Regions from separate parts of the Homo sapiens genome. Here region 1 is linked to region 2. Evidence: read pairs that join two places in POLR2A ChIA-PET (ENCODE). Cell type or tissue: HCT116. All regions are shown on one strand. Region 1 overlaps COG3 (component of oligomeric golgi complex 3). Region 2 has its middle 21 kb from the start of SLC25A30.

What was found. Peaks named below come from ENCODE experiments on the same cell type or tissue, not always from the same donor. Only the 100,000 strongest peaks of a DNase experiment are listed, where the experiment ranks them.
Region 1: POLR2A ChIA-PET joins it to region 2 with 5 read pairs; 3 of 35 experiments call an interaction of 5 or more read pairs at or near these places.

Annotation. Positions count from the first base shown.
Region 1 is chr13:45,499,325-45,503,324 of GRCh38, forward strand. COG3 (component of oligomeric golgi complex 3) reads left to right here. Exons shown (of 23, transcript NM_031431.4): 14 at 3,920-4,000. Among named protein-coding and RNA genes, the nearest start is that of COG3, 36 kb to the left of the region's middle. In HCT116, no CTCF peak of the experiment used is centred here; a DNase peak (open chromatin) is centred at 1,617; H3K27ac peaks cover 1,325 bases.
Region 2 is chr13:45,437,377-45,441,376 of GRCh38, forward strand. No RefSeq gene overlaps it. Among named protein-coding and RNA genes, the nearest start is that of SLC25A30, 21 kb to the left of the region's middle. In HCT116, no CTCF peak of the experiment used is centred here; no DNase peak of the experiment used is centred here.

The DNA of each region.
Region 1 (4,000 bases), 62 kb after region 2:
CTTAATTCAAGATTTTTATACTACTTTTGTTCTTAGAATATATCCTACTAAGATATACAATGAGATTGCTGTCAGACGTTTGATTCTAAATATAGATCTGCAGATTTCAAATCTCTTTAGAGATTTTTGCCCATGTAAGTTTGCCATTTGCATGGCATAGGGGGAAATGTAAGAGTGAGATAGACCTGGGTTCAAATCCCAGCCCAGTTAGTAGCTCTTTCTTATTTTTTATTAGTATGTTTAATTATTTGTAAAACAGGCATAATACTGACCTTGGAGTATTGTTGTAAGAGTAAAGATAATGACCCAGAAAGCACTTAATGCTGGTAGTCATATGAGAGACAGTGGCTGTTGTAATTTATTTAACCCTTGAAATATTGAAAAACAGAATATTTGACTTTTTAAAAATAGTCTTGGCCAGGCACGGTGGCTTGCGCCTGTAATACTAGCACTGTGGGAGGCCAAGGTGGGCGAATCACTTGAGCCCAGTAGTTCAAGACCAGCCTGCACAACACAGTGAAACCCCATCTCTACAAAAAATACAAAAATGAGGCAGGCATGGTGGCGGCTGTAGTCCTAGCTACTCGGGAGGCAGAGGTGGGAGGATCACCTGAGCCCGGGAGATGGAGGCTGGGGTGAGCTGTCATTGTGCCACTGTACTCCAGCCTGGGTCACAGAGTGAGACACTGCCTTAAAAAAAAATATATATATATGTATGTGTGTGTGTGTGTGTGTGTGTGTGAGTGTGTGTGTGTGTGTGTGTGTGTGTGTATATATATATATATATATATAAAAAAGAGGCCTGATTATTTTATTTGAAAAATTCCAAAGGCAGTTTTGGTGCTGGTGAATTTAAAAAATGTCCCTTGAAATAATTTTGCTAAGTCATCATGTTTCTAACGTGTTTTAAAAAAATATAATCTTGAGAAATCTGTAAGCTATTAAATTTTTTAAAAATGTAATCTAATTTTTGCCAGGTCTAAACACTAATCTTGCTTAATTAGTTTATATAAGGAGTGCTGTAGACCTAAATATCTGTGGAAAATAGATTAAAGATAATTTCTTTCTAAGTGTATCCTGTATTCATCAGCATATCTTTTGTCACAAAGTGCCAATCTGTGTTGTTAAAGTTGTCAGATGTGGCTCAGATACTATCCTGTTTCTATTTAGACTGCTTTTCTTGGATGTCAAATGTCCTAATTTCTTTTATTTTTATTTTTAAAGTAGACTTTGTATTGTAAGATAGTTTGAGATTTACAGAAAAATTGAGAAGGTGGTACAGAGTTTTTATATACCCTGCACCCAGTTGCTCCTATTACCAAGATCTTCTGTTGGTATGATACATTTGCCACAATTAATGAACCAGTAGTGAGTCACTGGTATTTATTTACTAAGGTCCATAGTTTATTCAGATTTTCTTAGTGTTTTTCATGTCTTTTTCTATTCCAGGATCCCATTTACAACACCACGTTGCACTTAGTTTTTATGTCTTTTTAGGCTCCTTTTGTCTGTGACAGTTTTTCAGACTTTTCTTGTTTTCGATGACTTAGCAGTGTTGAGGACTGGTTTATAGTGTTGTCATGAGTATTTCAAGCTTTTTATACAATGCCCCTTTGTTGGAATTCGTCTGATGTTATCCTTATGATTAGACTAGTGTTTTGGGTTTTGGGGAGGAAAACCACAGTGGTGTAAAATGCCATTGTTATTACATCATATTAAGGGTACAGCCTTTCAACATGAATGTTCACTGTTGATATTGAACTTGACCATCTGGCTGAAGTAGTGTTGTCAGGTTTCACCACCGTGCAGTTACTCCTCTTCCCCACTTTCCACACTGTACTCTTTGGAAGGAAGTCCCATGTGTAACCCATGCTCAAGGAGTGGGTTGTGCTCTACCTTTTTTGAGGGCAAAGTATCTATGTAAATACTTGGAACTTCTCTGTAAGGGAGATTGGTCTCTTTTTCCAGTTTGTTGATTCAATCACTTACTGATGTCAGTGTGGACTTGGTCTCTTTTTCCAATTTGTTGATTCAATCACTTACTGATGTCAGTGTGGACTTAACGGATATTTATTCATACTTTGGGTTATAGTTCACTGGTACTTTATTTTGCTGCTCCAGCTTTCACCACTGGGAGCTCTTTCAGTTGGCTCCTATGTCCTTTTGACATACTCATTTATGTAGATTTTTTATTTTGAGAACTTTCTTATTTCCTGGCACTATAAGAACTTCAGGTGCATCAGTATATTTCCTGCTTCTCTCCTAGAATCGACCATTTCTTCAAGGAGTGCTGGTTCCTTTATTGAAGGATTGTATTAGAAAGAGATCTGGGCATTAGGTGTGCTCGTTGCTACAGGGGTATTGTTGCTTTTAAGCTCTCTCAGGTGCTGGCATAGAAATATGTGTGTGTACTAGATCATTCCTGTTGCTCCAAATCCTCACCAGCATTTTGACTTAACCTAATTCATTTCAATGCCTAGGTGGATAAATATGTAATAATAGGTATGTTCGTTTTAAAGTTAACAGGCTGGAAATATGTTCTTACCTGTTTTGAGGATGTTCTCCTAAACTTACATCTCTTCCTCTGACTTCTATTTAAACTTACTGCATTTTGGCTAGTTATATTAATTATTTATATGTTGTTACTTTTTAAATAATATACAGAATCAACCTTGCAGGGATCAGATCCCCTTGTAGGGCAGGCAGTGGGGGCTGTTTCTTTTCTGTGGTCCATAGCTGGAATTATCTTTATGTGTCTTGGTATTGCGGATAACAACAGGGAGCAGATGGGTGGTCCATTTGCAGGAGCTGCCTTGACTTTGAGGGCCACAAAGCAGGTATGATGAAGACTAGATCTGTTTCCCAGCCTGATCTAGTGAATGGTGCTCCCTCCTTTTCCTCCCGTCCTGGCCTTCATTAGGAGTATCAGTTTTTGTATTATAGATAAGAATGCCTGTTTTAATTGCTGTGTCTGATAGGATGTTAGGTGATAAAGTTTTCTATATGCTCCCTTCCCAGTGTAATTTAGTGGTATATTTGGTATGTTTATTCAGTCATTACATGGCCTGTATCCTGGATGCTCCCTTGTGTAGTAGACCTTTTGGCTTAAGGGTAACCACTTGCAGTAAATATGCTTACTGTGATTTTCTTTTGGTGAGGGACTGGGGTATAAGAGTGGTCTGGCTGTGACATCTGCATGCCGTTTAGGAATTAGCTGTACTTTCCAATTTCTGCACGTGGAATGAGTGGACTGGCCTATGTGGTAGGGAGTCTGTTTCCTAATCAATTCTCTGGCTATTAATTTTTTTTTTTAATTTCAATAGTTTTTTGGGTACAGGTGATTTTTGGTTACATGGATAAGTTGTTTAGTGGTGATTTCTGAGACTTTAGTGCACCTGTCACCCAAACAGTGTACACTGTACCCAATATGGAGTCTTTTATGCCTTACCTGCCTCCCAGTCTTTGCCCCGGAATTCCCAAAGTCCATTGTCTCATTTTTATGACTGGCCATTCTTTTTGACAGTAACTAAATGACTGTTAGGTCTTCATTTCTGTGTATTTCCACCTTTATAATTAATGCAAATTAGTGGGATTTTCATTACTAATTTAGTAGTTGGTGTCTCCTTTGTATACTGCATGATATTCTTTAGGCAGTGAGTCCATGCTAATTTTTAAAAAATATCTGTTTCAAAAATAGCATACTGTAGCTATTATCACATAAAGCAAAAACCTGTTATTTGGATTGGCCAGTTACTTGAACAAAAACATTTCTAATATTCAGAATGTATCCAGTCTTAAATCTGAATAGTTTCCAAATGTCAAGTTGAAAATATATATATATGTACTTTGTATAAAGAACATGTTCATGTTGCCAAACACTGCTGAAAACGGTAACATTCCTTCTGATTTCTTTATACAGCAGATTGCACAGAGTTTGAAAGATGAACAGAAGAAGGTACCTTCAGAAGCTTCATTTTCAGATGTTCACTTAGAAGAAGGA
Region 2 (4,000 bases):
TTTATTTCCCTATGTAGCCTTATAATTGGCCTTCATTCATGGAAATAACCTGAGGATGTGCCTGCTCCTTGAAACCCTGAAAAATCTAATTTACATCTAAATGCCACAAAAGGAAGCCACTGAAAGGATTCTGGTCACATCTTCCTTCCTTAATGAAGGATTGGTGGGGACTCTCCAGAAGCCATTGGTAGAGCAGCTTATTTCTAATCCTCCTCTGTTGTGCCACCCTCCACTATGGAAGCTGAAAATGTTAAATACTTCTTTCCCGGCTGGGCGCGGTGGCTCACACCTGTAATCCCAGCACTTTGGGAGGCCGAGGCGGGAGGATCACGAGGTCAGGAGATGGAGACCATCCTGGACAACATGGTGAAACCCCATCTCTACTAAAAATACAAAAATTAGCTGGGCGTGGTGGCATGTGCCTGTAATCCCAGTTACTCGGGAGGCTGAGGCAGGAGAATCACTTGAACTAGGGAGTCAGAGGTTGCGGTGAGCCAAGATCGCACCACTGCACTCCAGCCTGGCAACAGAGTGAGACTCCATCTCAAAAACAAAACAAAACAAAACAAAACAAAACAAAACAAAAAAACTTCTTTCCCAGCCTTTCTTGCAGCTAAGCATGGCCAAGTGACAAGTTCTGTCCAACGAGACAAACATGAAACTCTTGGGCAGCATAAGGAGGAGTGTTTGAGAAAGGCTTTACTTCTGTACAAAGAGAACAGGCCCAGGAGCAGTGGTCACTGGCACTGCCCCTTCCCCATTCTCGTGCCTTGAATACAAACATGGTACGTGCAGCTGTGGCCACAGTCTCACTCTCACAAAGTGACAAGCATGTTAACAAAAGGCCCACATGCTAAGAAAGGCAGGACCGAAAGAGAGAAAGAGTCAGGGTCTTATTGACATTGTCAGGCAGCTAAACCAACTTTCTACCCCCAGGCTTCTTGTTTCTTGAGAAAAAGACCACTTTAACTTGGTATCACTGCTTATGGTTTTCCTAACTGATAACACTGCATATGTAAAACTAATCACAAAATGTGCATCATAGACTGGGTGCAGTGGCTCACACCTGTAATCCCAGCACTTTGGGAGGCCGAGGCAGGTGGATCACTTCAGGCAAGAAGTTCGAGACCAGCCTGATCATCATGGTGAAACCCCGTCTCTACTAAAAATACAAAAATTAGCCAGGCATGGTGGTGGGTGCCTGTAATCCCAGCTACTCAGCTACTCAAAAAAAAAAAAAAAAAAAAAAAACACACACAAACAAAAAAAAACACGGGAGACACCTCCTGAGATGGAAGCCACTGCACTCCAGCCTGGGCTACATAAAAAAAAAAATGTATCATAGATTTATAACTTATTTAAGTAAACTTTTAAGCAAATCACACGTTAGTGATTCCACAGCAGGATTCAGTCACTCCGACTATTTCTTGTACAACCTCAAGTGGTTTTCTTTGGTGTTTTTTTTTGTTTTTTGAGACGGAGTCTCGCTCTGTCGCCCAGGCTGGAGTGCAGTGGTGCAATCTCAGCTCACTGCAACCTCTGCCTCCCAAGTTCAAGCGATTCTCCTGCCTCAGCCTCCTGAATAGCTGGGATTACAGGCATGCGCCACCACGCCCAGCTAGTTTTTGTATTTTTAGTAGAGACAGGGTTTCGCCGTTTTGGCCAGGATGGTATCAAACTCCTGACCTCAGATTATCCACCCACCTCAGCCTCCCAAAGGGCTGGGATTACAGGCATGAGCCACCACGCCCAACCACAAGTTTTAAAACCACTTTGGGTTTTAAGGTGAGTCCTGTGAGGGCCTCTGCATATGCCAGTGTCCAGGCTCTGCAGACATGCCGGAAAGAGAATGCTTTCTGTTTGACTGTGCCTCCTCTTACACAGACACTACTCATGTGCATTGTTGTGGATGGCTGCATGCAGTAAGAGTATAAAGACCTCACTCAAATACACAATTAAGCACACTTTATATTGCTCATGTGAAAGGGAGCTACTATAGAATCAAGGCAGCCCTGCATGAAATTGTTAGGGGATGATTTGCGACAATACGGACGGACCTAAAGGACATTATGCTAGGTGAAATGAGTCAGTCACAGAAGCTTACATGAGGACTTTAAAATAATCAAACTTAGAGAAGCAGAAAATACAATGGAGGTTGCCAGAGGATGGAGGAAATGGGGAGTTTTTCAATGGGTATGAAGCTACAGTTATATAAGATGATTAAGATCTAGACATCTGCTGTATAACATAGTGCCTATTGTTAACAATATACCATGTTGTACACTTAAAAATGTGTTAAGAGGGTAGATTTCATGTTAAGTGTTCTTCCTCGCATACACACACACAAAAAGGCAGACAAAGGGGCACAACGAAACTTTTGGAGATGATGAACTTATTTGTTACCTTGATTGTGGCAATGATATCATAGGTATATGTGCATTATAACCAAAGTCATCAAATTTTATACATTTAAATATGTGCAATTTTTTGTATATCATTTATACTTCAATAAAGCTATCAAAAAATTAAAGCATTGTAAGTTAAAGAAAAAGAAAAGAAAAGGCTGGGCATGGTGACTCACACTGTAAAACTGTAATCCTAGCACCTTGGGGGTTCAAGGCGGGTGGATTGTTTGAGCCCAGGAGTCGGAGACCAGCCTGGGCAACATGGTGAAACCCTGTCTCTACAAAAAAAAAAAAAAAAACATACAAAAATTAGCTGGGCATGGTGGCACACACCCTGTGGTCTCAGCTACTCAGGAGACTGAGGTAGGAGGATCACTTGAGGCCAGGAGGTTGAGGCTACAGTGAGCTGAGATCACACCACTGTACTCCCCCTGAAAAAAAAAAAAGGAAGAAAGACAGGAAGGAAGGAAGGACGGAAGAAGGAAAGAAGGAAGGAAGGAAGGAAGGATGGAAGGAACCCTGTACAGAATCTAATATGGACAACATACATCATGTAAAAAAAATTAGGGGATGGTTGTTAGAGAAATACATAGCCACACATATATTAAATGTCTTCCCAAAATGCTCAATGTATTTATGACCTAAAGAGCTGATACTTAGCTAACCCACATAACAGGAGCTCTAAATAGAACAGACACTCAGCCAGTGCCGGTTAACTAACAAATTCCTCTGCAGAACGGCAGCTCAAGAAGCAGATGCATTTCACCCTCGTGCTTATGTTGGCACTGATAACAATGTCCTGCTGGGTTTCTCTCCTCATCATGTCCTTCCCCACAGGTCAAGGCCAGTTCTCAGTTAATGGTTTGAGTCACAAGGACATGCAGTCCTCTTAGAGTGGACAAATGCCAAACTTGCTCTATCAACACCACAGAAGGATTTTTCAATGGCTAGAGGTCTCTATATGACCAGGAACTCCTAGCCTTAATATAGACTTTCCAATAGCCTAGGAAAAATTCTACAACCAGAGATGCAAGTACTCACATTACCACCATCACCCTTTCACCTACTTACCTAAAAAGGGATAACTAGACCTTGGCTGGGGCTTATTGATATAGGCCACAGAGTACCCTCTGTACCTTGACAGTCTATTTCCCAGATGTAATGCAATGTCCACATAAATAAACAGAATAACTCTGTCCCCAAATATGTTTCCTTTAATCAAAGTTCACTGAAAAACAAAAACTAAGGATGATTTAACAAAATAGTTTGTATGTGTTCATTGTCCTCTTTCCATTTATACTAAAAAGATAAGAAGGCTGAGTGCAGTGGCTCACGCTTGTAATCCCAGCACTTTGTGGGGGCTAAGGCAGGTGGATCACCAGAGGTCAGAAGTTTGAGACCAGCCTGGTCAACATGGTGAAACCCTGTCTCTACTAAAAATACAAAAATTAGCCGGGTGTGGTGGTGGGCACCTGTAGTCCCAGCTACTCTGGAGGCTGAGGCAGAAGAATCTCTTGAACCCAGGAGGCAGAGGTTGCAGTGAGCCGAGATTGCGCCATCGCACTCCAGCCTGGGCAACAAAAGTGAAACTCTCT